Regions from separate parts of the Mus musculus genome. Here region 1 is linked to region 2. A link is a loop called in an ENCODE intact Hi-C map of the cell type or tissue named here. Cell type or tissue: left cerebral cortex. All regions are shown on one strand. Each heading gives the region's core, and the rest is flanking DNA. Links, peaks and the distances in the headings are about the cores only.

What was found. A loop is a pair of places that touch in the nucleus more often than their neighbours do. Peaks named below come from ENCODE experiments on the same cell type or tissue, not always from the same donor. Only the 100,000 strongest peaks of a DNase experiment are listed, where the experiment ranks them.
Region 1: it touches region 2 in a loop (4-fold over the local background); 10 of 42 quality-filtered maps call a loop at or near these places.

The regions. Positions count from the first base shown.
Region 1 is chr11:116,621,419-116,637,310 of GRCm38, forward strand. Rhbdf2 (rhomboid 5 homolog 2) reads right to left here and starts at 2,802. Exons shown (of 19, transcript NM_001167680.2): 1 at 2,760-2,802. In left cerebral cortex, for the core only: CTCF peaks have their summits at 4,357 (motif pointing right), 6,373 (motif pointing right) and 7,618; DNase peaks (open chromatin) are centred at 4,354, 6,373 and 7,600.
Region 2 is chr11:116,487,649-116,503,540 of GRCm38, forward strand. It overlaps Prpsap1 (phosphoribosyl pyrophosphate synthetase-associated protein 1), which reads right to left and starts at 2,698. Exons shown (of 10, transcript NM_026364.1): 1 at 2,400-2,698; 2 at 470-522. The coding sequence starts at 2,569. In left cerebral cortex, for the core only: a CTCF peak has its summit at 6,358 (motif pointing left); DNase peaks (open chromatin) are centred at 6,345 and 7,062; H3K4me3 peaks cover 599 bases; H3K27ac peaks cover 1,461 bases.

The sequences.
Region 1 (15,892 bases), core at 3,767-11,766, 130 kb after region 2:
CTCCCAACGGCACAGATGGTGAGGTCACTTTGGAAATCCCCTTGAGCAATGGGGCAATATCTAGGCAGGATCCCATGAGTTCCAAGGAACATGCTGGATTGGGGCAGGGAGAACACACCTCCCACATGCTGTGTAAGGGGATCCAGGCCCAGAAGCCAGCATCAAGTTACCCAAACACAAACATGAACACTTGCCGGCCCCTTGACATCTTCCTGCTGTCATCTGGTGCCTGTCTGGGACACAGTTTATACAAGTCATGGAGCTAGAGAGATGGCTCAGCAGTTAATAGCACCGGGTGCTCTTCTAAAGGGCCCAGACTGGTTCCTAGCATTTCCAGGGCAGCTGGCAACTGTCTGTAATTCCAGATTGGGGGGGGGGGGGTTAGCAAGCATCCCGCACACACAAGCTGAACAGACACACAACCAAGGAGGGCACTGTCCAGAGCTCAGGTCACAAGAAAAACATCAGTGAGCCCAGAGTAGGCCTGAGCCCCCAGTGGTCGTCCTGCTCCAGTCTGGGGTGATTTACCCCTGCTCTTTTGGAAGTCTCCTCCCCTCCCCTGGCAGCAGCGTGTATAGAAAGGGTGGGGGTGGGGGTGGGCACTGACCAGAATGAGCGAGTGAAGCTAGAGTTACAGGTTTGGGGTAGGTGGCTTTGAGGAGGTCTGGGTGTTTAACTTTATGACTTCAGAGCCATATACAGTAGTGGTAACTGCTACATTGTAAAGGTCTGGTCTTCTGCTGGGTTTCTGAGACAGGGTCTTGTAGAGCCCAGACTGGCCTCAAACTCACTCTGTTACTGAGGGTGACAAACTCTTGACTCTCCTGCCACTACCTGCCAATGCTGGGACATCAAAGCACACACCACCAAGTCTAGCTACACATCAGGGTTTTATGGTTAAAAAGACCAAAATCAATCAACCAACCAACCAACCCGAGACTCCTGCCCCGCCCCCAGTCCCACCACTCCCTTCTCACCCCACCAGGGCTCTCAAGCAAGAAGTGTCCAAAACTAGACAGGACAAAGGGAGATGGAAATGTTAGTTGCCGGAAGAGAGGATTCTGGCCCTGACCTACCCAGCCAGCAACAGCCTCACCTCCATTCCCAGAAAGCTAAGAGTACAGCCCAGGAGCCCAACTCCGCGGTTTTGGGGGACCCCGTGGGTGGAAAGCTCTTTACCAGCCTCCATCCTTTACTGTCACTCAGCAAATACTACAGCAGGGCCTGAGCTCACCCTGACCAGGATTCCTACCGCCCCAGGGGCAACCCATCCTGTTGGAAGGAAAGAGAGGAGCCACAGGGAATCAGTGGACCCGTTATTCCTTGGATGTTACTTTCCTGGTGTAAATAGCTAGGGGAGTCAGTTCTGTGTTCAGAAGGAAAATTCCAGTTGGTCACATGGCATTCCGCTATCCGGGAGACCTCAGCTCATCCAGCTTTGGGAAACTCCATGGGAACAGAGCTTGGTCCTGCCCTTCCTCCATCCCCAGGGCTACTCTGGCTTACCTTGAGCTTATCCTGTGTCTGAAGCTATCCTGGGTAAAGTACTACAGACCTGTGCTTCGAGAGAGCCACTGTTCCCAGCTTCTCCTCCACAGGGCCAGTGGCCAGCCAGGGCGAAGCCTGCCCACCTATCTCTTTATCTCTCACTGAGATTCGTCCTGGCCCTTCCCAGCCCCTGGAGAAACTTAGGTAGGGAGAGAAATTCACAAGAAGTACCCTAGTGGGCTGGTGGTCATAGGACGGTCACTCAATGTTGACTTTTGAGGGGCCAGATTCTGTACTGTGGGGCAGACCTGTGATGGCCAAGTGTCTCCAGGGATTGTCAAATATCCTTAGCGGGCAAAAGCACCCCTAAGCTGAGAACCACTGCTTGAAACCAAGTTTCATTTTCTTCTCCCTGACTACAATCACAACAGCACAACATAGATGCTGGGGACAGTATTTCACCACAAGATGTCACCCACACTGGAACCCCCAATGCAGCTGGTTGAGAAACAGCAACCGCTCCACCTATGAGGCAATCCCTCAGGTACACCTCACCTTCGCTCTCTATGTCCCGGCCCTACAGACTCGCGGCTCGGTGTTTCCTGGAGTTGAATCAAGGTATGGACCTGGCTTCCCTTCTGCCCTGGGGTTGTGGTAGAGACCTGGGCCCTACAGACCTTTCGCTCCCTAACTTTCAATCCAATGCAGAAACATCAGCTGGGGGCCCAACTCTCCAAACCCCTCGGTCCTTAAGCCAGGACTCCTGAGTACACTTTCTGAGCCGCGGACTACTCTGGCGGTGTGAGCCTTCCCCATCCCCCACCCCCGCACCTGTTACTACCACGGCGGCGAAGCTCCACGCACAAAACGCTGCCCGAGGACTTTGGAAGTTCACCCGGGAGACAGGGGAATATAGTCTTAAGGTCTAAAAGGGATTTCTGGTTGGAGGCGGAGTCGCATGTTCCAACACTGGGCAGTGCCCTCTCTTCCTCTCTGGGCTTTTAAACTTTTGCGCAAACCACGCGCCCAGACATCTGGTGACTGTGCCCCGGGGAACCCCTTTAGGCGTCCTGGTCCCAGCAGAGGCCAAGGATCTGCGGGAGGGATCCAGCGGTCCCGCGGGCACAGAGTCCAGCCTCGGCCTCTAGGGCGCTCTGCGGGGCGCACAGCCCCCGACCTTCCCCGCGGCCGAACGGGGCAGCCCCGTGAATCCCTGGCCACCCGCGGCCTAGCGGACCCGAGCTCCGCCGCACCCAATTCCCCGTGCTCACCTCTCGGAGGCCCCACGTCCCGGGAAGCGGCTGAGAGCAGAGTGGGCAGCGGCGGGGCGGCGGCTACAAGGCTGAGCGCCAGCGCTCCGCCTCTTCCCTACCTGCGCGAGGGCGCAGGGGCGGGGACTGGGTGTGGGCGGGGCCTCATTGAGGCGGGGCTTCTTGGTGTGTGGGCGGTGCTTCGGGGGGCGTGGTCGGCCCGCGGCTTCTGCCTGGGCTTGTAGCTCCTGCTGCTCCACTTATGGCCACATTTAAACACTTGCCTAGCACACAGATCTTAGGTTCGATCTCCAGCAACACACGCGCTCACACGGACACACCCCCATAACAACCAAGCAAAAACCACTCAATTTCCCCTTCTCTTTCTCGTGTGACCTCAGGCTCCTTTGACTCCAGGAGCCTCGACTAGGCTTGCATCCTTTCCAGAATCCCCGATCGATCGCTGCAGCTACATCGTCTAGGAAGCCTTGGCCTTCTCTAGCTGCTGTCTCTCCTTCGTCCATTAGAATGATCTCTCCTCAGGCCTGGCATCCCTTCTAGGCCAGACCGGGTCCTTGCTGGAAGTTGGGTCTTGTCCCCTTAACCACCCCAGGACTAAACACAGAGCAGTTGGAAAGGCAACCGAGGTATATGCTAGTTCTTGGGACTGTCCCTTAGGAAACTGTGAATGTTGCTCTGCACCCAAGGACACAGAGGCTTCTTGCTAAGGCTGAAAGCTGGCTCTCACAGTAACTGGCAATAGATGCAGAGGAAGGCCCTCCACATCTCCGTGTCATGAACAGCCCCCAGGCCCAGGCTTTGGATACTCTAGCCTGGCCAATACTGACCAAGTAACTTGCTTTGTTGGCTGTAATGAGAAATAACTATATATGACTCCAGCTAACAGAGCCGGGGGTTCAAATCCTGATCTGCCATTGACTGCTCCTGTGGTCTTAGATGAATCCCCTAAGCCTCCTCGGTCTCAGCTTTCCCCTCTCTGTGTGGTAGCAGTAACAGGGAGCATTTGTGGGGCCCCTGGCTCTAACTAGCAGCTGCTGTTATCTTTGCTATTATTAGTAGTGGTGACGGCCGGCCCTCCCTCAAGTTTAAGCCACAGGCTTTTATCCTCCTTAGCCCACGTCTCTAGCCACCTTGAGCCCATAGGAGCTGGGCTGTGCCTCCTCATCTCCCTCCTGGACCCAGATATCCCTCCCTTAACTCGGCTCTGGGTGGTGCCATCTTGTGATGTTCTTACCCACTTCCTGGTAGAGTACCACTCTTCATGTTCGCGTACCTAGCCCTGTACGAAGGCCTACATTTATGACACCCTGTCCAACACTCCCATGCTCCCACCTACGAGCACTCGCCGGACCTGTCAGCTCCTGAACAAGAACAGCAGGCCGGAGAAGGGCAGGGGGTGCCACTGATACAGATGCCTAGGGCCTGGGTTAGCCCCTCACTTGGGATTTGATGTGGAAACTTACGGCAGGCAGGAAATGGCAGAGGAACGAACTAGACCTGTACCCCCAGGTCTGGAGTCCCTATCCTCAGCCCCTGCACCAATGGCCTCAGTCTTTCTTTCTGAAGTCCTCGCCCAGCCAGAGAGTATGGAGAGACCACCACCAGGGGGCGCTGCAGCAGAGCTGCTTTCAGAGGTGAGCCAGGTCTCTGGGCTCTTGTTGCTCTTAACCACCCTGCCCCCAGTCTGCCACGTTGGTGGGTTGGGTAGAGCAGAGGTTAAAAGCACTGACTGCTCTTCCAGAGGTCCTGAGTTCAACTCCCAGCAACCACATGGTGGCTCACAACCATCTGTAATGGGATCTGATACCCTCTTCTGGTGTGTCTGACAGCTATAGTGGACTCATATAAATAAAAGAATTTTTAAAATTTATTTTATTTTTTTATTTTCAAGATAGTGTTTCTCTGTGTAGCCCTGGCTGTCCTGAAACTCACTCTGTAGACCAGGCTGGCCTCCAACTCAGAAATCCTCCTGCCTCCCAAGTGCTGGGATTAAAGGTGTGTGCCACCACTGCCCGGCAATAAATAAATCTTAAAAAAAAAAAAAAAAAAGTGGGGCAGGGGAAATAATTATATGGTTGGAAGCTTTTGCTGATGTTGCAGAGACCCAGGTTCAGTTCCCAGCATGCACTTGGGATCTTGCAGACAGCCTTAACTCAGTTTCAGAGATCAAATGCCCTTCTTATACCTCCACAGGCATGTACATCATAATACATACTTAACACATACATACATACATACATACATACATATATGACACAGGCAAAACACTAATTCATGTAAAAATAAATAAATAAAATGTGTGTGCACCACATGCTTAGAGCTTTAGTTACTTCCTATTAGGCAGGGTGGCAAACTTCTCCTTCCCAGTCTCCAGCCACGGAAAGGCAAGGCTGGGGCAAAGACAGATAATAACCCCAAACTTGGGAGCTGTTTCTCTGAAGCACAGGCAGGGAGCCATTTAGTGACCCCTCCACATATCCTTAGGAAACCATGCTGAGAGCGGCAAAAGAACCAGCCCTGGGGGTTGGGGTGCAGGTGGGAGGCTGGACTTGCCTGGCATGCGTGTGAGTTCCATCATGTGAGGATCATTCTGTCTGTCCCATGGCAGCAAAGAGCATCAGGCAGAAGAGGCACCGTGGGGCTGCTGGAACCATTCAGGCCCAATCCACCTCTCAGCCTGGCAGATGCTACTCTGGCACCTGGGCTGGGCTGGGCTGGGCTGTGTCCTCACTGCTGGACGGTTGGGCTGTGTCCTCACTGCTGGACGGCTGGGCTGTGTCCTCACCCCTGTACGGCCAAGGACGAGAATATGCATGATGCTTCGGTGACATCAGAGACTTGTGCCATGCCGCCCTAGCCCTGGAGATGGAGAGATCACAGACTTGGCTGCAGTAAACCACCTCTCCTGCCTGGTGTGGGAGAGTGAGAAACAGTTGGGTGTAACGTGTGGGAATGTCACATTGCAGCTGTTAAAAGCAATGAGGTAACTGTGTGTTGATAGGGAATTATCTCCAAAATGCCCTTGAGTAGAAAAACAAAAAGTGGAATGCATACACTTGCTATGTTTTTATAACTTAAAAAAAACTGTAAAAAATTGAAATAAATACTGAAAAAATTGAGACAGTACTTTGCTCTGTAAAGCAGACTGGCTTGAATATTTTTTTATTCCCTTATCTTGTCTTGAGACAAAGTTTCACTATGTAGCCTTGGCTGGCCTGGAATTTACTATCTAGCCCAGACTGGTCTCAAATTCACAGAGATTCACCTGTCTCTGCCTCTGCCTCCTGGGAGCTGAGGTTAAAGATGTGAACCAGCACGCCCAGCTGGCCTGCAACTTTTTTGTTTGTTTGTTTGTTTTTCCATACAGGGTTTCTCTGTCTAGTCTTGGAACTTGCCCTGTAGACCAGACTATCCTTGAACTCAGAGATCTGCCTGCTTCTGTTTCCCAAGTGCTGGGACTAAAGCCATGCACAACCACCAACTTGTTTATTTTTTAAATTTTCTTATATGTATAAGTGTGTCCGTCGTCGTCGTCCCCCCACCCCCCCCCCCGCATGTGTGCCTGTGCCCTATTTGTATGACTTCAGGCCAGAAGAGGGCGCTGGATCCTCCCGTGGAACTGCAGTTACATACAGATGGCTGTGAGCTATCATGTGGATGATGGGAATTGAACCAAGGTCCTCTGAAAGAACAGCCAGTGCCCTAAACTGCCGAGCCATCTCTCCAGGCCCAGGCCTTGGATTCTTGTTTCTCCTGTCTTAATCACCCAAAAGCTAGTTGGCAGAGAACCACCATGACTGGCTAAAATGGATTTATTTTTGTTGGGATTTATTTTGTTTGCTTTTCTGAGACAGGCTCCAGGCTGGTCTGGACTTCACTCTATATATACCCCAGGCTGGCCTCAAATTCAGCAATCCTTCTGCCTTTACTTCTTGAGTGCTAGGATTATAGGTAGGTATAAACCACCAGGCCAAGTGTTCTCAGTTTTAAAATGAGATGCTGTGGCCCTCTGCAATTGACTGCGTGCTCTCAGCTGTGGGCCTATGTCCTGCAAACCCCGAGACCTCTCTCAAGACTTGTGCAACTCTGAAAAGATTTAGATAAAATGATCTTAAAATTAACCTGACAGCAAGATTATCAACTTTTTAATCTTATTTCTGTAAGATTCTGTGTGTATGAATGTGTGCGAGCATGTGTGTGTGTATGTGTATGTGTATGTGTGTGTGTGTGTGTGTGTGTGTGTGCGCACGCGCGCGCACATAAGCTTAAGACAATCTCAGGTGTTGTTTCTCAGTCTCTGTCCACCTTATTTTGAGACACTGTCTCTCACTAGCCTGGGACTCACCATCAGGCTAGTGAGCCCCCGCGAGCCACCTGTCCCCACTTTCCTGCTTCCGGGGTTTCAAATGTGCATTACTATGACTGTCTTTAATGTGGTCTCTGTTCAGGTTTGGAGAGCTCCAGGCATGGGTTCAGGACTGAAGAGCACAGACACTGAGGCAGGGCCCTGGATCGGAGGCCATGTTCTTTCCAGCCATCGCGGGAGAACAAGCTTTGAATGTCCTTCTGGCAGTGTTCAGGGGCACGCGGGGTTGTGTGAACGAGAAGAACCGCGGAAGGGCTGCTACCAGAGTCTAGAGGAGGGGGAGTTAGGAAGGACCCCAGGAAGCATACAGAAAGGATGACAAAGATGTCTTTTTAGAGTGTGGCTGACAAGGGCCTAAGGCCTCCCATCCCCCAGGGAGCAAAATCAGGATGTCACAGAACTTCAGAGGAAGACAGGGACCAAGAGCTATGGGTTACAACAGCTGGCATCCATAGTGCATAGTCTCCATCTAGCGGCCATATCCAGTACTGCAAGAAGGAATCCACGTGTCCTGGCCCTGCTAACTCCAGAAAGCTTGTTCAGTCAAACACTAGGTAAATCTCTTAGCACTTCCCTGGAAGAACACCGCGCCCGGAAAGGGCGATAGCATCCAGGTTCAGACCTGCCTGCCATCACTCGAGGAATCAGGCAGGGAGCACATGTGGCCATAATCTTGGGATTCTGAGTTCTCCTCTCTCCCTGGCACTTCCATCCTTGTAGGTGACTTTGTGTTCCGTCCCGATTCCCTCTCGGTAGCATACTCTTTCCTAGTGGCATTACCACTCTTCAGCATGGGAGCAGCATCGGCCTCTTACCCAGTCTCAGACATTTTACCCAGAAGCCACCAGCTAAAAGACCATCAGACTAAACAACATAAAAGCTTTAACTCTATGCCTTTAATCCCAGCACTCAGGAGGCAGAGGCAGGAGCTGTGAGTTCGAGGCCAGCCTGGTCTACGGAGTGAGTTCCAAGACTACACAGAGAAACTCTCTCTCGGGAGAAAAACAAAGAGTATCAGACTTGTGTTGGCTTACAGTTTGAGGTACAGTTTGTCATGACAGGGAGGCAGGGCAGTAGCATGAGGAGCTGGTCACATGGTGTCTTAGGTGGGTGGGAACAGAGATGAGAGATGAGAGCTGGTACCCAGCTGGTGGGGTGGGGCCTCCAGCACTCAGGGCTGGGAAGTGAATCTAGGAGGTCCCAGGGTCTTCCCGCCTCTGTTAAGCGAATCTCAGAGGTGCCCAGAGCTCTGTCTGCCAGGTGACTAGACCCTGCCCAGTTGGTATTATTCGTTATCACAGGGACTCTATAAGAAGCCCCCCAGCCTCATCAATCATTGGGAAAATGAAATCAGAACCGTGGGGACCACGGTGCCCGAGTTTGTGTGAATAGTTGGCACCCAAGGAGGAACCAGGGCGTCCTGAAGAAATAAGTGCCACGGACCTGGGACAAAGCATGTTGCATGCCAGGTGAGACTCCTTGTCTACAGCAGAAAAAATGACCCCGGGTGACTAAGATATGTTAGAGTCATGAAATGCCATGTGCCTGAGAAACTCAAGTTACAGACGCACAGAGATATCTTGAGTCTTACAAACATTGTTTTAAGTTGTATTGATTGTGTGTGCGCCCCATAGCGTGGGGCATTGGACTATGCACAGGCAGGCTGGTCTCCAGTCGAGCTGAGATGCTGAACCCCGGAACCTGGTGGTGATAATTCACCTACACGGGATGGAAGGAGTTCTCTCATGTCTCCTGGAACTCTGGCTCCTGTCAAAGTTACCGCCCCCACATCCCCCACAAGAGAAGCAAGGCTAGTTAGTAGTCACATAGGCAATGTCCCAAGCTTCTGACCTTCAGGCTAAACTCCTCTCCAGTAACCTAGCAACAGAAAAGATAGCAGCTCCCTTTAAAAGGGGCTGTTTGGCCCTCCTTGCTCTCTCACTCCTTTGTTCTCTTGCTCTTACTCTCCTCTCCTCTCACTCTCTCTCTTACTCTCTCTTTTTCTCTAGCCTCCCCCCTCTTTTCTACCTTCTCTCTTTCCCCCTGCCTTTCTATAATAAAGCTCTAAAACCATAGACTGTCTCTATTCAGCTGCGCAGACTCTCGCCTGTGTGGGAACCTCTCTTCCCTCTTCCCTCTCTCCCATAACCCCGGGGCTACAGGGTATCTTGAGCGGAAAACATCTGGCAGCCTTCCTGTGTCTGCCTGTCCAGAGCATAGGAGGAACTCTGGCCGGACGTGGGTCCTCCCTCCCCCCTCTTCCCCTGGGCCCCTTTTTAGTTCCCACACCATAGCACACATGTGTAGGTCAAAGGACAACTTGTGAATGTCCCAGGAATTGAACTCAGGTCTTCAGGCTTGGTAGCAATTACCTTCACCCTGTAAACCAGCAGTTCTCAGCCTGTCGGCCATGATCCTTTGGGGGGGGGGGGCCCTTTCACAGGGGTCACATATCAGATGTTCACGTTACGATTCTTAACAGTAGCAACATTACAGTTATGAAGTAGCAACAGAAATCACTTTATGGTTAGGGGCCACCGCAGCTTGAAGAACTGTATTAAAGGGTCACGGCATTAGGAAAGGTGAGACCCACTGCCCTAAACCAGTTCTCTAGCCTCTGACATTTTAAACTTGCTGGTCCTGAGGACAGGCCTCTCACATTCTGAGCAAGCACTCTGTCAGTAAGCTACAACCCAGCCTTTCCACTGAGATGTTTTATAATACTTTTCAAACTTTTAAATTGTGTGTGTGTGTGTGTGTACACCCACCTGAGTGCAATGCCTACAGAGGCCATTAAAGGGCATTAATTGGCCAATTTGTTATTGGCCAAATTAAAAGTAAAAAGGAAGGTTTACTGGGGCAGCTCATGGGCCAGGGAAATTGCCCTGTAGACATGGAGGAGAGAGAGAGAGAGAGAGAGAGACAGACAGACAGACAGAGAGAGAGACAGAAAGACAGAGAGAGAGAGAGCAATTTAGATTATATAGAGAAGATCTGGGGAAGGGGAAACCCAACCCTTGGAGTGAAAAGTTCAGGCATGGAGGGTGCGGTGTGCCAGTCATACCCTGTAACAGGGAGGGACTGAGGGATGCTGGGAGACCCTGGAAGCCAGGTCCGCTTTGATATGTTAAATAGGCACCTCAGAGGCTTGTCCTGGGTCTGAAACCCAATGGGCATGGGATGTCCCTGCAGCTGGAGTGACAGGAGCTTATAAGTCACTTCAGGAGGATGCAGGGGACTGAACCCTGGTCCTCTGTATGAGCAGTACACACTTAACCAGTCAGCCATTACTAACAACCTATTTGTTTATTTTTTATTTTTTATTTTTATTTTTTAAAGAATTATTTATTTTATGTATGTGAGTACACTGTAGCTGTCTTCAGACACACCAGAAGAGGGCATCAGATTCCATTACAGATGGTTGTGAGCCACCATGTGGTTGCTGGGATTTGAACTCAGGACCTTCGCAAGAGCAGTCGGTGCTCTTAACCGCTGAGCCATCTCTCCAGCCCCTATTTTTTAGTTTTTACTATGCCTTTGTGTGTGTGTGTGTGGGGGGGTGTACAGTGGCCAGAGAGGGTGTCAGATTCCTGATTCGGGGTTACAGGGTGGTGACTGCAAGCAGCCTGCCTCAGGTACAGGGAATTGAACTCTGGTTCTCTTCAAGAGAAGCAAGTAATCTCACCTGCTGAGCCAGCTCTTTTATCTATCTATCTATCTATCTATCTATCTATCTATCTATCTATCTATCTATCTATCTATAGACAAGGTTTTATGTTATTAAGATTGGTCTAAAATTCACGGTGTAGCCCAGGCTGGCCTTAAACTTCTAATCATCCTGCTTAATGTAGGGTAATGACTGTGTCTCCACCCACTGGCAGGTGCTTGGCTAATTAATAACAGGCATGATGGGGAGGGTGTGATAGCCTCAGGAATGCCTGGTGCAGAGGTTGGGCACACAGGCATGTCTGAGAGCGTTTCACGAGGTGGGGGAAGGTTCATTACAGGCTAATGCTCTTTTTGTTGTTGTGTTGTTTTGTTAGAGACAGGGTTTCTCTGATCGCTCTGGCTGTTGTGAAATTCTCTCTGTAGACCAGGCTGGTCTCAAACTCAGAGACCACTTGCCTCTGCCTCCCAAGTGCTAGGATCAAAGACATGTGCCACCACGATCAGCTTAAGAGTTTATATCTTAAACCACAATTACGAAGCAGAGAAAACTAGCATGAAATGGCAACAACAGTCTTTGAAACTTCAAAGTATATCCCCCAACCCCCAGTGACATAACTCCTACACATATTCAAATAGGGACCACACATTCAAATGCCTGGGAATATGGGAGGCATGGGGGATACTTCACATTCAAAACAATTTTCGTAGGAAAGACTGGTTTCGCATTATCACACTCTGTTTATAGAGTGGTTGGGATGGAACCCAGGGCCACAAGCTAGGCGACCAACCTAGCTACACTTTCAGGCCCAGTTTTAATGTCAGATGATGGAGGGTGCTGTATTGTGGTGACCCTAGGGTGTAGATGTTTGGGGCAGCCGCTGGCTTCCCTGAAGTAGAGTGAAATAAACCAGTTAAGCTGGATTTGTGCAGCGCTTGGCAGTTCTGGGGAGAACAATACAGGCCGTGGTCCAAGTACCCGTTGTGAAACACAGGCTGTGAACTACACCGAAACTATGTGAGCGCTTCTGTTTGCATGCGATCTGCCGCTTGCCTGGTGGTCCAACTTTAATCCCTGGGACCTACATGGTAGAAAGAGGGAGTTAACTCCCCAAAATTGTCCACTAACCTTCACGATAAAAATATTTTAAAATTATAATGCTGGGCTGTGGTGGTGCACTCCTTTAATCTCTGTACTCTGGAGGCAGAAGCAGGTATCTCTGTGAGTTTTAGACCAGCCTTGTCCACAGAGAGAGTTCCAGGACAGCCAGGGCTACACAGAGAAACCCTGTCTTGAAAGACAAAACAAAACAAACAAACAAACAAAAACAGAGCAAAACAAACTAACCAAAAAAAAAACAAAAAACAAAAAAACAAACAAACAAACAAAAGGGACCGGGCGTGGTGGCGCACGCCTTTAATCCCAGCACTTGGGAGGCAGAGGCAGGCAGATTTCTGAGTTCGAGGCCAGCCTGGTCTACAAAGTGAGGTCCAGGACAGCCAGGGCTATACAGAGAAACCCTGTCTCAAAAAACCAAAAAAAAAAAAAAAAAAAAAAAAAAACAAAAAAAACAAAAAAAAAACCCAAAATAAAATAAAATAAAATAAAATAAAATTATGAGAAAACAAAGATGAACACTATACTTTTCAATATTTTTCAAACAATGTTTCACATTTTTAAATGTATTTCTTTGGTGGGGGCACACCATGCTGCACGTGTGGAGGCCTGGAGGCCAGAAGACAGCTTTCAGGAGCCAATTCTCCTTCTACAGTTGTAATATCCAAAATGAATTCAAGACCACTCGGTACCTTCCCCCTTCGAAAAGAACTTTCCAACTGTACTAGCAGGCAAAGTGCAGAGCCAGATAAGAAAACTGGGTGACTAAACAAATGTAAAAACATAGTTTTAGCGGTCAAAATGATTAAGCTTGCAGCTACCAAAATAATATTAGCTGTTCTCAGAGAAATAACCGTAACAAGATTAGCAATTCTCCTGTCCCCCCGCCCCACACTGAATTCTGACAAAGACCACAAGCCACCCTGACCTTGTTGTGAGAGTTCCCTGACATTAGTAGCTGTGACGTTAATAGCTGATCCATAGCTGGGCATGGTGGTGCGTGCCTTTAATCCCAGCACTCGAGAGGCAGAGGCAGGCAGATTTCTGAGTTCAAGGCCAGCCTGGTCTACAGAGTGAGTTCCAGGACAGCCAGAGCTATACAGGAAAAAAAAAAAAAAAAACATCATGGGGGCAAGCAAAGTGAGTCACTAGGCAGAAGGGTTACTTAATCACTATACAAACAAACGAATGCCTGAAAGGGTTACTTGCTACACCAATGAAAACCCTGTTACCCAAATCTGCCCCTTACAAAGGTATAAAAAGTGTGTTCTTTCTCTGTTCTGGGTCTCTCCTCTGGCCTGCGTGCTGAGAGAGGAGTCCCCAACATGTTGGAATAATAAAAATCCTCATGCAGTTTGCGGTGATGGTGGTGGTCTCTGTGGTCTTTGTGAGTGAGGGTCTTTTGAGGAACTACAACATACGTGGGTTCTGGAGACGGAACTCAAGCCATTAGGCTTGTGCTATAAGCCATCCTGCCCGCCAACCTATGTCTTATTATTTTTTTTTTTTTTTATAAATCTCATTCATCAGGGACTGGGTCTGTGGCTCAGTTGGTCAAATTTCAGCCTAGTATGATGGAAATTCTGGATTCAATTATTCTATGTCTACAGAATGCTAAATAACTGGGTGTGGTGGCCCATGGCATCAATCCCCATACTCAGAGGGCAAAGACAGGAGGCTCGGAAACTCAAGGGCATTCATGACTATATAGTAAGTTTGAAACCAGCATGGGATACCCTGGCTCAACAAACCATCAGAAAATAATCTAGAGAACATGACAGGGACTTGGGATAGGGGAGGTACCCAAGAATCGATGGGGGTGACCTTAGCTGAGACTCATAGCAGTGGGGATATGGAACCTGAAAGAAGACACCTCCTGTAGTCAGGCAGGAACCGCAGTGGGGCAATAAGGACATCAACCCATCCAAAATTTATCCTGTCTACAAGAAATGCAGGGACAGGAGATGGAGCAGAGACTGAGGGAATGGGCCAACTGTCTTAGTTGGGGTTTCTATTCTTGGACAAACATCATGACCAAGAAGCAAGTTGGGGAGGAAAGGGTTTATTCGGCTTACACTTCCATACTGCTGTTCATCACCAAAGGAAGTCAGGACTGGAACTCAAGCAGGTCAGAAAGCAGGAGCTGATGCAGAGGCCATGGAGGGATGTTCCTTACTGGCTTGCTTCCCCTGGCTTGCTCTCTTATAGAACCAAGACTACCCAGAGATGACATCACCCACAAGGGGACCTCCCCCCTTGGTCACTAATTGAGAAAATGCCTTGCTGCTGGATCTCGTGGAGGCATTTCCCCAACTGAAGTTCCTTTCTCTGTGATAACTCCAGCTGTGTCAAGTTGACACAAAACACCAACCAATAACCAACCCAACTTGAGACCCATCCCATAGGCAAGCACCAATCCCTGACACTATTAATGATACTGTTATGCTTACAGACAGGAGCCTAGCATGGCTGTCCTCTGAGAGGCTCCACCCAGCAGCTGACTCAGATGGATGTGGAGACCCACAGTCAAACAGTGGATGGAGCTTGGGGATTCTTTTTTTTTTTTTTTTTTTTTTTTTTTTTGGTTTTTCAAGACAAGGTTTCTCTGTGTAGCCCTGGCTGTCCTGGAACTCACTCTGTAGACCAGGCTGGCCTCGAACTCAGAAATCTGCCTACCTCTGCCTCCCAAGTGCTAGGATTAAAGGCGTGCAACACCACGCCCAGCGGAGCTTGGGGATCCTTACGGAAGAATAGAGGGAAGGATTGTAGGCTCCAAAGGGATAGGAACTTCACAGGAAAACCAACAGAGTCAACAAACTTGGACCCTTTGGGCTCTCAGAGACTGAACCAACAGCTACCAACCATACACAGGCTGGACCTAGGCCTCCCTGAAGATATGCAGCAGATGTATAGTTCAGTCTTCATGAGAGTCCTAAACAGTTGGAGTGTGAGCTACCCCGAAAGCTGTTGCCTGTCTGTGAGATATGTTCTTCTAGCTGGGCTGCCTTGTCTGGCCTCAGTGAGAGAGGATATGCCTCGTCCTGCAGAGACCTGATGTGCCCGAGTGGGGAATACCCAGGACGACCTCCGCTGTCTCAGAGGCAAGGGGCAGGGGGAAAGATTGTTGGAGAGGGTGACCAGGAGGAGGGGCAGTGAGCAGAATGTAAAGTGAAGAAATAAAAATAAAATAAAGAAAAAAAAAACAGAAAATGACAGAAGAAAAGACATTAAAAAACAAAAACAACAATAATAACAACAACAACACCAAAAAACCACAACAAAACCCTGCCGGGTAAGGTAGCACATGCCTTTAATTCCAGAACTCAGGAGGCAGAGGTAGGAGGATCTCTCTGAGTTCGAGGCCAGCCTGGTCTACAGAGCAAGTCCAGGACAGCCAAGGCTGGTTACTGAGAAACCCTGTCTTAAAAAACCAAACCAAGGGCTGGTGAGATGGCTCAGTGGGTAAGAGCACCCGACTGCTCTTCGGAAGGTCCGGAGTTCAAATCCCAGCAACCACATGGTGGCGCACAACCATCTCGTAACGAGATCTGACTCCCTCTTCTGGAGTGTCTGAAAACAGCTACAGTGTACTTACATATAATAAATGAATAAATCTTAAAAAAAAAAAAACCAAAGCAAAATAAAAAACAAACCTTTTTATTTTTATTATATATATATATTTTTAGAGACAGGATTTCTCTACAGAGACCTGTCCTGAACTCATTCTGTAGACCAGGCTGGCCTTGAACTCACAGCCTCTGCCTCTCGAGTACTGGGATTAAAGACTTTATGTTTCAGGTCTGGAGAGGTGGCTCTGAGGTTAAGAACACTTGCTAGAGGGGCTGGAGCGATGACTCAGAGGTTAAAAACACTGGCTGCTCTTCCAGAGGACCTGAGTTCAATTCCCAGCAACCACATGGTGGTTCACAACCATCTGTAATGGGATTCGATGCCCTCTTCTGGTGTGTCTGAAGACAGCAACAG
Region 2 (15,892 bases), core at 3,010-11,009:
CTACGAGGCCTGATGACCTGCATTTGGCTCCTTGAAGCCCACAGGGTAGAAGGAGAGACCCAGCTCCCAGCACGATGATCAAGAGTTTGAGACCTTGGGCTGGTGAGATGGCTCAGCGGTTAAGAGCACTGACTGCTCTTCTGCAGGTCCTGAGTTCAATTCCCAGCAACCACATGGTGGCTCACAACCATCCGTAATGAGAAACAAAAAAACCTATGGGCCGGAGCAAACAGAAGAAGGGGGTGGGGAATTTGAGGCCTTGATGGACTATATAGTTAATGCCTATCATAAATGAATGAATGGAATAAGGGTCAGAAGTGGCGGAGACTGCTTGTCATCCCAACACTAGCGGCAAAGCAGGAGGATTCAGAGGTTAAGCCAGCCCAGGCTACATGAGATACTGCAGTAGCTGCTGCAACAATAACAACACATCCCAAACTTAAAAAAAAAAATCAACTTTTTAACTTACCTCCATTGGTCTCCTGATATACAACAGATTTCCCCAATTCAGCACCAAGACGCCTATTACACAAAAACAAAACAAAACAAAAAAAGATGGTAAGAGCATGCAACTAACTAAGCCAGCATTCTGGAAGCTGAGGCAGGAGGATTGCTGTAAGGTGAGGACCAGTCTGGGATACATAGTGAGTAACAGGCCAGCCAGGACTACTAGCAAGACCAAACTTAAAAAAAAAAAAAAAAGCCAGGAGTGTCTCAAGCCTTTAATCCCAGCTCTTGGGAGGCAGAGGCAGGAGGATCTCTGCAAGGCTATCTATCCTGGTCTACAAAGCTTACTGGAATTAGCATAACAAAAGGCAAAACCACTAATCTTTTTTCTTTGTTTTATTTATATGTGAGTACACAGTAGTTGTTTGTCTTCAGACACATCAGAAGAGGGCATCAGATCTCATTACAGGTGGTTGTGAGCCACCATGTGGTTGCTGGGAATTGAACTCAGGACCTCTGGAAGAGCAGTCAGTAATCTTAACTGCTGAGCCATCTCTCCAGCCCAAAACCACTAATTTTTAAAGTGGAGCTTTCTCAAGGCAAGGTCACGTGTGATAAGTGTGACCCAATACAAACAAGCTCAACTTTCATGTTTAAAGGGATCCTTGGCCTGGACAAGACAAATAATCAGGGGCTGGAGAGATGACTCAGCAGTTAAGAGCACTGGCTACTCTTCTAGGGGTCCAGAGTTCAATTCCCAGCACCCACACGGTGGCTCACGACCATCTGTAATGAGATCTGGCGCCCCCTTCTGGCCTTCAGGCACACATGCAGACAGAACATTGTATACACGATAAATAAATCATGAAAAGAAACAGAAACCGGAGAGACTGACTGTCTCCCTGTACATATCTCCTAAACCCACTTCAAAGTCCAACTGATAATAAAACAGGTGGAGCTAAGAACTTTTGAAATATGAAAATGACTTTAAATGTTCAAAGTCAAGTCATTTACGCCAGGGAGTCCAAGTGCGCACCTGAACTGCCAGCATCGGAAAGGCCAAGGCCAGAAATATCACACCATTTAGAGTGTGACCAGGGTCATAAGACCTTATCTCAGAAACCAAAGCCCATGATGGGTGTGGTGTTCCCGCGGCAGAAGCAGGCAGATCTCCCGGCTTGAACTCTTGAGAGTGCAAGCCTCATCCATTCACTAAGTTCCAGGCCAGCAGGAGCTACGATAAAGCTCTGTCCCATAAAGGAGAAGAGAAACGATACATATTACTAAAAAGCTTATTTCACAAAGGGCCCTTAAGGCTCTTTATACCAGGGCTCTAGTTTTCTCCAAAATTGAAAAGGGGCCTTTAAGTAGACCGGTTATTATCAGCAGGGCACCGGGAGGCTCTGCTCTGCAGGATTCTTCTCCATGATTTCCGCAAAGTTCAGGCTCACGCTCCCATCCCTTCCCCATAGAAGCACCCACAGTTTGTAAGTAAGGTTTAAAAAAAAAAAAAAAAATCACGTCCTTCATCCATCCAGCATCGGTAACAACAAACAAGCCTGGAAAGACATCTCAGGGCCCCCACGGTCCCCTGAGGTCAGTGGTTAACACACGCACACACCCCTAAGCAAACACTTTTTTGTACAACTGATCCTACACACTTGTAATCGCGGCTCTCCCCCCGCCCAGCCCGAAGTACTTCTGAGTTCCCTTCTCCCTGACTGTCCTAACCCTTCGGTCTAGGATGGACCCACATCGCCTGTCGCTTTAGGGACGCCTGGAAATGGCGATGGTCAGATTCAGGGCAAGCGCAGGAAACCTCTCTAGGGTTAAGAGTGCGCCGCGGCCCTGGGACGGGGTTGGGGAGTCGGCCCAAACCTGCTGCTCCCGGGTGCAAAGGTGGAGGTGACGGGGAGAGGGGCTAGGGCCACCCCGGGGACCACCTCGCTTACTCAGTGATGCGCTTGGCCAGTTCCGTGCAGGCGGCCGTGGAGTTGGCCGAGAAGACTCGGTAGCCGGTGCGGGCTGCGTTCATGGCCGGCGAGGCGGCGGGCCGAGCCCGCGGGACACGCAGAGCAGAGCACGCGGACAGCGGGGGCAGCAGCAGCAGCTTCCTGGGCATCCTCCGGCCCGAGGCGCGGCTACAGCGGTCCGCGCGGGGCCGCAGAGGGACGAGGCGCGACACAGATGCGTCCGGATCTCCAAGCCGCACCGAAGGCGCAGCCGAGCGCCGCAGCCTCCTTCGGACCCCGCGGCAGGCCGCGCCCCTCCGCGACACCGAGTCGAGCAGCTAGAGCGTCCGCCCCCGCCGCCATCTCGGAAAAGGGCAGGGAGGTGGGCATGGCATGGAGAGCCTGTTCTGACACAGGCGCCGCTGACTCGCGTGTTCGCCTGAGTTTGAGTCTCCGGGGACAGGTATTTTAATGTCCACTATTCTGGGAGGTGCAGCCATGTTTAGTGGTACTTATAAATGTTTTCAAATTTACTGCCAGGAACTAAGATGTCCGCCCAGGGACCGGAGACAATCTAGCCTCACGCCTCTATGATGAACGAGCCTCCGGCGCTCCCCTCCACGCTTGCGCAGGCTGGGATTTATTTGAAAAGGGACAGCCGGCCCTTTCCCTTTTGCGGGCACTTAAACTAACTGCTCCAGAATCTGGACGTGGAGGCCTTCCCTAGACGTTATATCTGTGTCTGCACGTGAGGCAAGGTTGCACTCCTGCCCGTTGTTGTTCTCAGTTCTCCCACCCGTCCCCCTCAACCCCAGCCAGCCGCTCTGCCCGCATGAGTTCGCCTTGTGCAAATACAGAAGGCGCGTGTGTTCATTTACTTTTGTGTAAATAGATGAAGTCGTTCCAAAGAGACATTTGAGCCTCTCGATCTATCAGACTGTTTGAAAAACGGACCCCCAAAGAAGTAAAGATCTTCCCCCACCCACCTCAGGAATGTCATGCTGGGAGAAAAAAAAACGTGACTCCCAAAAACAGCTTTCACAGAGCTCCAGAGACTTCTCAGACCACCTTACAGGCTGAGGTTGAAGCCCATGCAAGGGCGTCTCAATGATGGTCGGGACCTTGCCCTGGAAGGGACGGCTTAGGTGGCAAATCCTCGGCCTTCTGCTTACATTTTTATCTCACTTCTGGACGGAGGACAGACTTGTGGACTTCTCTGGATTCCTCTGTTCCTCTTACCGATGTTGCTAGGTTTAATAAATCTCCCTTTTCTGCTTTCTGTTTTCAGTTCGACTTTTAATTTTAATTTTAATTTAATTTAATTTAATTTAATTTAATTTGGCTTTTCGAGTCAGGGTTTCTCTGTGTAGCCCTGGCTGTCCTGGAACTCGCTGTGTAGACCAGGCTGGACTCGAACTCAGAAATCTGCCTGAACATTGAGTCTTTCTGTGTCTGTGCACCGTGCATACACAGTGCCTGCAAAGGCCAGAAGAGGGTGTCAGATTCTCTGGAACTGTAGTTTGGAGTCAGTTGTGGGCTGCTGGGTCTTCAGGAACAGCAGCCAGTGCTCTTAACTGCTGAGCCATCCCTCCCGTGCCCAAGTTGCAATTTTAATTAACATATTGAAGAAGGTGGCCAGACCTGACTTGGACTCAGATTGTGAGCCCCAAGGTTGATTACACTAGACCTAATCAGGAAGGGCCGATAAGCTCTCTGGCCTCACCTCATAACCTGTTTCGCTAGGCCTTTTCCCTTCCTGCTCTTTAAGTAGCACATGGCAGGTACCCTCTTCAGTCTTCCTATTCTCTCAGTGTTATTCAAGGGCCAGACACCAGGGACCACCATAAAAGGGTGAAGCTTCAGTGTCTTGCACGGAATCACCAATTGCTGATACATATCTTATGCAAGGAAGGGACTTACAAAACACATTCATGACCTTGGCAACCTGAATCTGGACCATGACCCTCGTCACCCAGTCCTGGGGCACCTGCTCAATAAACTATCCCTGTCTGACTGAGATTGGTGTTTGTGTGGCTTGTGAGGCGATTTCTGGCCCCCAACACATATGATCTTATACTATGACACATACCTGAGGAAATATGAAAGGGGAAATGATGTATTTAAGTTCCTGGTTTTGCCAGTTTTAATCCAAAATCGACTGGGTCCATTGCTTCCGGTCACAGCCAAAATGGAATATCTTAATATCAGAAGTATATGGTAAGAGCTTGAAGTGGAAACTTCAATTTTCTTTGGAAAGTCAGCTGGAGATTGAAATCGCTGCAGAGAACCATTTCTAAACAGGTCCACTTCCCCCGTATCCTAGTAACCTTCCTTTTCCACTGCCTCAGGTGGGTGGTGGGCTAGAGGGGACGCTGAAGCATTTAAGAACCATCATGAAAAGTAGGTTTTGAAAAAAATCAAAGCAACAAGGGCTCCTTCCAATCTGTTCGCCCGTTCACAAGTGTCTGACTAGGGCTACCAAGGGCTCCTTAGTGAGAGCCGTCCACAGTCATCTCCCCTTGTCTCAGACCTCCAGCACTTATTGATGGGAGGAGCATCTCATACTGATGGGAGTATCCCAAACTGATGGCAGCATACCATACTGATGGGAGGAGCATCCCATATGGATGGGAGCATCCCATACTGATGGCAGCATGCCATACTGATGGGAGGAGCATCTCATACTGATGGGAGCATCCCATACTGATGGGAGTATCCCATACTGATGGGAGCATCCCATGGGGATTCAGATGCTAACTGTGACACTTAAGCAGGTGTGAACTTTGCAATCCCTGCACACATCAGCCAGCCTGAGCTCCTCCACCCCACTCCCTAATAAATCTGTGGCTCTCCATTGCTTTTGGAATAAAAACTAACTTTCCTATAGAAAAAGCAAACCATTTGCCTTTATTCTTAGGCCAAAATCTATATAGATTTTTCAAGGGGTGTAAGGCTTTCTACTCAACAGTAAGTAATTAGTTCTGTAGGTGTCTGTGTCTTTCTTCTTCTTCTTCCTTCCTCTTCCTCCTCCTCCTCCTCCTTCTTCTTTTCTTCTTTTCCTTCCCCTCCTCCTTCTCCTTCTCCTCCTCCTCTTCCTCCTTCCCCTCTCCCACTCTTCCTCCTCCTCCTCCTCCTCCTCCTCCGAGTGTGGGTGGGGAGGGGAGGAGTCAACAGTGACCTATGTAACTGAGGATGGTTTTGAACTCTGATCCTCCTACCTCCACATCCCAAGTGCTGCGATTAAAAGCCGGCATCACCACACACACCCATGTTATGTTTGGCTGGGGATTGACTCCAGGGCTTAGTGTGATCAAGCAAACTCTTTACCAACCGAGCCAAGTTCCCTATCTCCCCACCCACTGTCCTCTTACCTCTTTGTAATAAAGTAATTTGGAAACAGGAGTCTTATCAGAGAAGGCCAAGGATAAACTGCAGCACGAGGGTCCATGATACAAGACAGGGTTTCAGGGCATGTGCATGCCACTTCTTTTCTTTCTTCCTTCCTTCCTTTTTTTTTTTTTGGTCTCCGGGAGCAGAGAAGTAGGCTCCCAGGGACCCAGTGAGTAGCTGTCTGAATGTAGTCCTACCATCCTCCCTTCCCCTTCGACAAGGAACAAGGGGACACATGACCCAGATGATGACCCTCCCTGACATCCCATTAACAAAACTCCATCTTGCCGGGCGGTGGTGACACGCTCCTTTAATCCCACCAGAGGTAGGAGGGATCTATGAGTTAGATACCAGCCCACTCTACAGAGCAGAGCGAGTTCCAGGACAGCCAGAGGTACACACAGGAACCCTGTCTTGAAAAACTAAACCAATCAAACAAAAAACAACACCAAAAACCAAAACTCCATCCCAGGGTCAGCCTAGATTCAATTGAGGAAACCCCATCTCTATGGTAGTTGTTGCTCAATTCCCCAGAGAAGAGAGCAGCTGGTCGTCCTGACACGCCCCCTACTGGTCACTAACCTGCTCAGCACCAGGATAGGCCTTTCAGCAGCCCCAGAAGCCTCAGGCTGCCTGGTGGTCATTGTCACAGACTGAGCTCTTTGTCCTCGGTTCAGGGTTGAAGCCTGACCCCCAGGCCATGGCTTTAGGCTTTGGGGAGTAGTTGGGAATAGATGAAGGTGGAGTCCCAACAAGGGGGCATCACTGAAAAGAGGAAAAGACACCAGAGTAGTGCCCTATTTCTTCCCAATGTGAGGACATTGTATATAGTCAGCTGCCTGCCCCTGAGAGAGAGAGAGAGAGAGAGAGAGAGAGAGAGAGAGAGACCCCTTCACCAGAACCAGCCATGCTGGTTCCCCCACGGGACTTCCAGCTTCAAGAACCAGGTAAGATGGCCATGTATGGTGGTATACATCTTTAATCCCAGTACTCAGGAGGCATAGGCAGACAGATCTCTATGAGTTCGAGGCTATCCTAGATAACACAGTGAGACTTCCTCCCACCCCCCACCCCCAAAAAAACGGAGGTCAGAGTTAAACTTACAGCAGTTGTTTTCTTCCACCACGTGAGTCCTGGGGACGGAGTTCTGGTAGCCCGGCTTGGCAGAGAGTGGTTTTAGCAGCTGTGTCATCTCAACCCTTTCATAGCTGTGCTTTGCTGTTCCCCCCTCCCCCGGCACCACCCACTCACATGGCACCGTTACAAGGTCTTCCCTGGGAAGAGAAGTAAACTGAACAGCTTGTGTCTTAATCTCCAGATAGGCTCTCAGGTCGGGGGAACAGCTGCTCAAATCAGCCATTGAGGAATCTAGCCGCATCCCTGAGTGCCCCAAGAGAACAGGATTGGCTACGTAAATAAATAATGATCAACTCAGACCCTGGGACACTTGGCAGCCATCAACATTTCCTTTTCAAAGCATCATGGGAGACTGGAAGACTTGAGAGTAGTATATATAACGCTGCAGAAACAGAGGGCGAAATGACCTTATTTAGAAGGAAGCTGAGTCTTACTTTCCTGCACGTGGCCTCAAGACAGAGAGGGCACACAGGGACACATCCTGGGGACCTGAGAGTCCCTTAAGAGGTTTTTATTATCGAACCAAGGCCTCACTTCACAAAGATGAGAAGCTGGAATGCCCCTGAGTGCCCCAGCTCTGGTGAGAGGGGAGTCTTTCCTAGCTGTGAGGATGATGCAGACCGGCAAGCTGGTGGTATAGCCACTCACTGCCTGGGGCCTCTCAAAAAGATGGAGGACCAGAGGCTATGCCTGAGACTCAGGAAATGAGGAAGCCATGGGACTCTTTTTTGGTTGTGAGCCTAGCTGTTCATCGCTGAGCCATCTCCACAGCCCACCCTGGGACTCTTTTAAGCACAAATCCTGGCTTGTGGGGACTTGAAGTCAGATTTAATCTCCAGTAAAATATATGGGAGTCATTGTCTGTCCCGAGCTGCTGCATCAGGATCCCCACCCTCCCAACTGGCAGAAGCATGCTAGGGACCTGGGTAGGAAAAGGAGCTCCCAATGAGGCCAGATCAAAATACGGCAACGAACGGGAGGAGATGCTATTCGGCTGTGCTAGCTTTGAAATGACTCGTTTTAAAGGCAGGGTGGCACAGGCCTGAGGCAGAGGCTTGCACACCTCTGAGTTCGAGGCCAACCTGGTCCACAAAGTGAGTTTCAGGACAGCCAGGGCTACACAGAGAAACCTTGTCTTGAAAATAAGTAGGGCTGGCGAGATGGCTCAGTGGGTAAGAGCACCCAACTGCTCTTCCGAAGGTCCAGAGTTCAAATCCCAGCAACCACATGGTGGCTCACAACCATCCGTAACGAGATCTGACTCCCTCTTCTGGGGTGTCTGAGGACAGCTACAGTGTACTTACATATAATCAATAAATGAATCTTAAAAAAAAAAAAAAAGAAAAGAAGTAAAAAACCAAAAAACAAACAACCAAACCTTCCTCTCACTGCACAGTGGAATCTGGTCTCTGTCTCTGTCTCTGTCTCTCTCTCTCTCTCTCTCTCTCTCTCTCTCTCTCTCTCTCTCTCTCTCTCGTGTTCTTGTTCTTCTGAGAGAATCCTGGCTGGCCTTGAAATCCCAGTACTTCTCATCTTCTATAAATGCTGGATTGCAGGCAGGCGGGCAGCCCCCCCACCAGCGGAGCACTTCCTACCTCATAGATGGGAAGCTCCCCAACTGTGAAACACTAATTACAGCCAGTTAGGTTTTAAACAAAACAGAGAGAGGGTTTTTTTTTTTGTTTGTTTCCCCATCCCCCGCCCCCGCACCCCCCCTCCCCCCCTGAGACAGGGTCTCTCTGTGTAGCCCTGGCTGTCCTGGAACTCACTCTGTAGACCAGGCTGGCCTCAAACTCAGAAATCCTCCTGCCTCTGCCTCCCGAGTGCTGGGATTAAAGGCGTGCGCCACCACGCTCAGTGTGTTAATCCTTATGTTGACAGAAGATGTGCTTCTGAGCATGCCTGCGACAGATTATCTTGATGACATTAATTGATGTTGGAAGACTCATCTTTCTTTTAAAATTTTAAGTGTGTGTGTGTATGTGTGTGTTGCACCCATGTGCCATAGTACATGGTGGTGGTGGGGTATCAGAGGACAACTTTCTTTTTAAAAATTATTTTATACTTTTTACATATGTGGGTGTTTTGCACAGGTATATCCCTGCACCACATACCTGATGCCCAAGGAAACCGGAAAAGGGTGTCAGACATCCCAGGAATTGAACCCTGCTCCTCTATTAAGAACTCTGTTGAGAGCCAATGCTCTTAGCCTCTGAGCCATCTCGGCTCTCAGAGCGGAGACATAGGCCGCAGGTCCAGCCTTACTGTGGGTAGAACCATCGCCTAAGCAGAGGATCCCGGACTGTAAAAGTGAAGAGTTAACGGGCCTTGCATTTGACAGCCCATTCTTTACTGCAGATGCAATATAAAGCTGTAGTGACAATTTTGGAATTTTGTTTTCTTTAAACACACACACACACACACACACACACACACACACAAGCTGGGCGTGGTGGCACACACCTTTAATCCCAGCACTCGGGAGGCAGAGGCAGGTGGATTTCTGAGTTCGAGGCCAGCCTGGTCTACAAAGTGAGTTCCAGGACAGCCAGAGCTATACAGAGAAACCCTGTCTCCAAAAACCAAAAACCAAACCAAACCAAAACCCCAAAAACACAGAAATGTAAGAATATGTTTTTGTTTTAATCCCAGGTGTGGGATGTGGGGCTGCTTCAGACTGTCCTGCAGCAGCTGACTCTGATTTGTCCCATGCTCTAGTAGGGGCGTGATTTTGTCAGCAGCAGATTCTGTGATTATGCAACGTTAGGAATTCTGGGAACTCTTCAGAGCGTAGATAAGTGCTAGGGCCCTGAGACACGGGGTTGGTTGGTTGCTGTTGATCTACGTTTGTTAAATGTTGAGTGTGAAGAAGAAACAAGAAGAAGAAAAAAATAGCAAAGATCAAACTTGCTCCAAGGAACTCAACACCCCTAATCAGCAGGAAGTAGTCTAAAGATAATGCTGCCCTAGGGGTGGAGGGTTGGAAGCAAAAAGAACCCACAAAGTAGCTAAAGTCTGGCCACACAAAGCCACCTCAGGCTTCTGCAGGGAGGGGAATAACCTTGAATGTTGAGCTGGAATAAATTGTAGCAAAACAGGAGGGAAGGAAACTAAGACAATGTGACTGTGCCCATCTCCCTGCAGAATTAGTCTTCAGTTTCTGGGGTTAAAAAAAGGGGGGGCGGGGGCTGGTGAGATGGCTCAGTGGGTAAGAGCACCCGACTGCTCTTCCGAAGGTCCGGAGTTCAAATCCCAGCAACCACATGGTGGCTCACAACCATCCGTAACGAGATCTGACTCCCTCTTCTGGAGTGTCTGAAGACAGCTACAGTGTACTTACATATAACCAATAAATAAATCTTAAAAAAAAATTAAAAAAAAAAAGGGGGGGAGCACCCGACTGCTCTTCTGAGGGTCCTAAGTTCAAATCCCAGCAACCACATTGTGTCTCATAACCATCCGTAATGAAATCTGATGCCCTCTTCTGGTGTGTCTGAAGACAGTTACAGTGTACTTAGGTATAATAATAAATAAATCTTAAAAAAAATTGTTAGGGCCTGGTAGTGGTGGCACTCAAGAGGCAGAGGCAGGCAGATCTCTGAGTTCGAGGCCAGCCTGGTTTACAGAGTGAGTTCCAGGACAGCCAGGGTCACACAGAGAAACCCTGTCTAAAAAACAAAACAAAACAAAACAAAACAAAATAAAAATTGTTCATGTATGTCTGTGTACCATGTATAGGCCTGGTGCCCACGGAGGCCAAAGTAGGGCATCAGATCCCCTGGAACTGGAGTTACAGGTGCCACCATGTGGGTGCTGGCAACCGAGCCCAGGTCCTCCCCCTCCTCCTCCTCCTTCAGATTTATTTATTTATTTTTATGTATGTGAGTACACTGTAGCTGTACAGATGGTTGTGAGGAATTGTTTTTAGAACCTCTGCTCTCTCTGGTCAACCCCACTCTCTCTGGTTATCCCTGCTCGCTCCCGCCCAAAGCTTTATTTATTATTATACATAAGTAGCTGACTTCAGATTGACGGGAGACTGTGGAGAGGCGGCGGCTTGCTCTCTGTCTTGTGTGTCCTCACCTTCTCCGCCGTGAGGCCCGTCCCGGGTCCCGTGGCGTGCGTGTGGACCGCGCGTTTGGAGCTGTTCTGGAGCGGGGTAGGAGGGGGTCGGTTTGGGTCCGTCCGGGGACCGCCTCCGATTTTTCCCCCCTCCCTTCTCCGCCTCCGGTCGCCCCAACCCCACCCCCCGTGGCGGCTCACGGGCGTCTTGCTTCTTTCCCGTCCGGCTCTTCCCTGTCCACGAGGGGCGATGAGGAGGTCGGCCAGTTCCTCCTGCCTTCTGTTTTTCATAACCCACGCACGCACGCACCCACCACAGTGGGGAACAATCATGGAGGAGGAGGGTTCCCAGGCTGCCCTTTGAGAATAAAATGGGAGGCCAGAACCAAAGTCTTTTGGATAAAGCACCACAACTGACAACACACGAACCCGTTTGGCTGCCTTCCTTCCCAAGGCACGGATCGTCCCAGCATGGGAAAGACCGACCTCCCTTCCTCCCTTTGACCCATTTTCACTCTGCCACCATACACTCAATAAAATAAAATTTAAAAATGAAAAAAAAAAAAAAAAAAAAAGTAGCTGAGTTCAGACACCCCAGAAGAGGGCACCAAATCTCATTACAGGTGGTCGCTGGGATTTGAACTCAGGACCTTCATGAAGGGCAGTCAGTACTCTTACCTGCTGAGCCAGCTCACCAGCTCACCCAGGCCCTTCTTAAGCACTGAGCCATCTCTCCTGCCCATGCAGAATTTCTGTTTTCTCTATTGACCCCATGCTCACTGCTTTCCTCCCACCGGCTGACTCTCCTATCTCTTCCCCAGCCTTGAGATCAGTTTGGTTTGCCACACAACTATCACATGCAATGGTCCTGATTCTGACATTTAAGTCTTAGTAAAGATTTTGGACCCTGGAGCAAAAGACTGTTCCCTGACCCAGCAGTGAGGTTGTACTGAGAGCAGACTCTAGTTCTAATTTCTTTAGATGCAGGGGCTCCCCAAACCACCCCCCCCCCCGTGTGTGTGTGTGTGTGTGTGTGTGTGTGTATCAGGGTCTCATGTCGCTTAGGTTGGCCTCAAACTCACTCTGTAACAGAGGATGACTTTAAACTCCTGATCCTCCTCCTCCTTCCACTCCTTCCCCAAGTACTTCAATTACAAGTTCCCACCAGCACTCAGGAGGCAGAGGCCAGCCTGGTCTACAGAGTGAGTTCCAGGACAGCCAGGGCCACACAGAGAAACCCTGTCTCGAAAAACCAAAACCAAACCAAAACAACAACAACAACAACAACAAAAACCCAACAACAAAAAAACCAAAAAACCAAAACAAACAAAAAACCCAACAACAAACAAACAAACAAACAAAAAACCAAGTGCCCACCAGAACACCTGGCCCATCCACAGCACACCTGGCCCATCCACAGCACACCTGGCCCATCCACAGCACACCTGGCCCATCCACAGCACACCTGGCCCATCCACAGCACACCTGGCCCATCCACAGCACACCTGGCCCATCCACAGCACACCTGACCCATCCACAGCACACCTGGCCCCAGTTCCAATTTCTTCTTCCAAAACTTTGCCATCAGCATTTCTTTGAAATCTTCTACAAACCCAAGGCAAATGAATCTTTAGTGAACAGTTGTACACTTGCCCCCTAGAATCTGGCTGCTCACTGTTACATTCTGCTACTCAAATTACCAATGCCCTGGCTGGGGTCCTTCTGGATAGGACTTGCAAGTAGCCTAGGCAAAGTTCTTCCTTCGTAGCCATTCCCAGGCCCTTGAATACTTATGGCTTAGAGGCTGGGCTAGCAAGCTCCAAGGCTAGAGCCCCAGGCCCCGCAGCTGGGCACCACCATGTTTCAGATGTTTGAAGCCAGAGATTTTTGGCGTCTCTGAGTGGAGTCTGGAGGCTCATGTGGGCAATCCTCCTGCTTCCACCTCTCCCACAGCAATGGGGGTACAGGTATGTGTGTGGCCACACCCACCATTTTACATGGATACTAGGGATTGGGAACCAGGTTTGCAACACATAGTGCAGTATATAGCACACAGTCTTACCTACCCAGCCATCGTCCTTATCTCTCATCTTTTGCTGCCTGTCATTTCTGTCCAGGCCGTTCTCCAGCCCACCAGCTGTCCTTCACCCACTACTGCTGCTTCAGCTACTGCTAGTATTTCTCCTCCCACCTCTGTGTCACCAGTGCAGCCCATATTGGTAAAGACATGAAAAGAGAGTAAGAGAAGACAGGTGTGGTAGATTAGGCCTGTAACTCCGGCACTTGGAAGACTGCGGCAGTAGGAATGCTGTGAGTTTGAGGCCAGCCTGGGCTAAGCAATCTTCATTTAATGTTCCTCCTCCTACACCATCACAATTAGTGTGACCCTGTCTCTAAATAAAGAAATAAATAAATTTTTAAAATGTTGGAGCACTAGGGGGCAGTATAGGACGGATCTCTGCCTGGCTCAGGAAATGGATCAACCATCTGCTTGTGTAGCTAGAAGGCGTTTTTAGAGAGCAATAATTGGAACAGTCACAATGCAGTCATCCCTCGAGCAAGTAAAGGGTGTGCCTGAAGGGACAAAGGACTTATGTGGGGGGCCTTTGGGGGGAGTGCTGAGTCAGCAGAATAGAGATGGTTACAGAGAGTTCACTAAGGCTCCTGATTGCAAAAGGGCAGCCCAGGCTCAGAACCAGCAGTGACTGCAATGCCTTCTCCGGATTGTGCTTCAGCTGCAAACGGCTGTGGTTTTGGCACAGCTTCCTCCGGGCATCTGTGGAGCATTAAAGGCACCTGGGGTTGGCATCAGGACAGTGTGGTTGGCACCTAGAAGGGGACATCTTGGCTGCAGTGCTCTGAGCAAGGTGTTCTGTCTGCATGTGTGTATCTCATGGTTGCAGTACCCACAGAATCCAAAAGAGGGCGTCTTATTCCCTGGGTTGGAGTTGCAGATGGTTGAGAGTACTGGAGACTGAACCTGGGTCCTCTGAAAGAGCAGTGAGCAAAATCAGCAGCCCCAGTTTCACTTCCTAGATAAATGACTATAACATTTTGCCAGGGCATCTGCTTCTGGGGGAATGCAGTTGGAGAGGAGGCTTTGCCTTGATGGGTTTTGCTGATTTAGAATTCCTAACATAATATGTCCTCTCTTCCCCCCACTCCCTCCCTTCCTCTCTCCCTCTCTCCCCCTATGGGGTATATGAGGTAATAGGCTATATCTTTTAACTTCCTTTTTAAAAAAAAAGTATTTATTTATTTAATTGTATATGAGTACACTGTATCTGTACTAATGGTTGTGAGCCATCACGTGATTGCTGGGAATTTGAATTCAGAACCTGTGCTTGCTCTGGCTTAAATATTTATTATTATATTTAAATGCACTGTAGCTGTCTTCAGACACACCAGAAGAGGGCATCAGATCTCATTATGGATGGTTGTGAGACACCATGTGGCTGCTGGGAATTGAACTCAGGACCATCTGGAAGAGCAGTCAGTGCTCTCACCCACTGAGCCATTCCTCAGCCCCCTTTTAACTTTCTTAGAACTTTTAATTTCAAGCCAGTGTAGTGGCTCATTGGTTGCCAGCTGTGTCTGGAATCAACTAAAATCCAAGCGGCTGGGCACACCTGTGGGGAATTAGAACCTACCTCTTCAGAATTCCAACACAGGCCAAAGGCTGGCAGCTCTCTAGGACTGGAGCACCAGACTCATCAGTCACATGGGCCAAACACCTTCAGCTCCTGGGCCTTTCCTTTAGGAGACAATTGGAGTATACGGACCATAGCTAATAACTATGCTAATAAAACTCCGGTGTGTGTGTAGATCTGGGACTTGTGATTCTGCTGCCTCAGTTTCCTGAGTAACTAGGATCACAGGCCTGCACTGTCAGGTATGGCTCCGTCCTTCTTTCCTTCCTTCCTTCCTTCCTTCCTTCCTTCCTTCCTTCCTTCTGTGTGTGTGTGTGTTTTTTTGTTTTGTTTTGTTTTTCTTGAGACAACAACAAACCATCCTATGTAACATCCTTGGCTGTCCTGGGACTGTGTAGATCAGGTTGGCCTCAAACTCACAGAGGTCCTCTGCCTCCGCCTCCGCCTCCGCCTCCGCCTCCGCCTCCGCCTCCGCCTCCGCCTCCTGAGTTCTGGGATTAATGGCATGGGCCACAACCTCCCAGCTTTTGATTCCTTTTTAAGACAAGGTTTCAGCCAGGCGGTGGTGGCACACACCTTTAATCCTAGCACTTGGGAGGCAGAGGCAGGAGGATTTCTGAGTTCCAGGCCAGCCTGTTCTACAAAGTGAGTTCCAGGACAGCCAGGGCTACACAGAGAAACCCTGTCTAAAAAAAAAAAGAAAAAGAAAAAGAAAAGAAAACAAAAACCAACCAAACAAAAAAAGACAAGGTTTCATGAAGTCAACCAGGCTAACTTTGAACTTATCGTGTAGCCCAGGCTGGCATTAAATTCATGAGCCCTCTGCCTTAGCCTCCTGGGCCTTAGCCTCCAGAGTGTAAGAGTCACAGGCTTGTGCCACCACACCTGGTCTTCCTTGTGTAAGTTACTTCCTTGTGTAAGTCTTTGAGGGTTAATTTTAGCTGGGTCATGTTGTTCAGATATTTGGTTAAACATTATTCTAGATGTTTCTGTGGTGGTGCTTTCTTGAATATTTTAACGTTTAAACCAGTGTACTTTAAATAAAGCAGATTACGTGCCATACTTCGGTTGGGCTTCACCTAATTGGTTATGGGTCTGAGTAGTACAAAACGCAGCTTCTGGGGAGCACAGGAATTCTGCCACAGCCGAGTGTGGGAGCCCCTTCCCTGAAATCCTTCCTGGTTTTTGTTTGACCCTCAATACAGGGTTTGTCTGGAACCTTCAGGAAGACACTTCTGTCTGTTTTGAAACAAC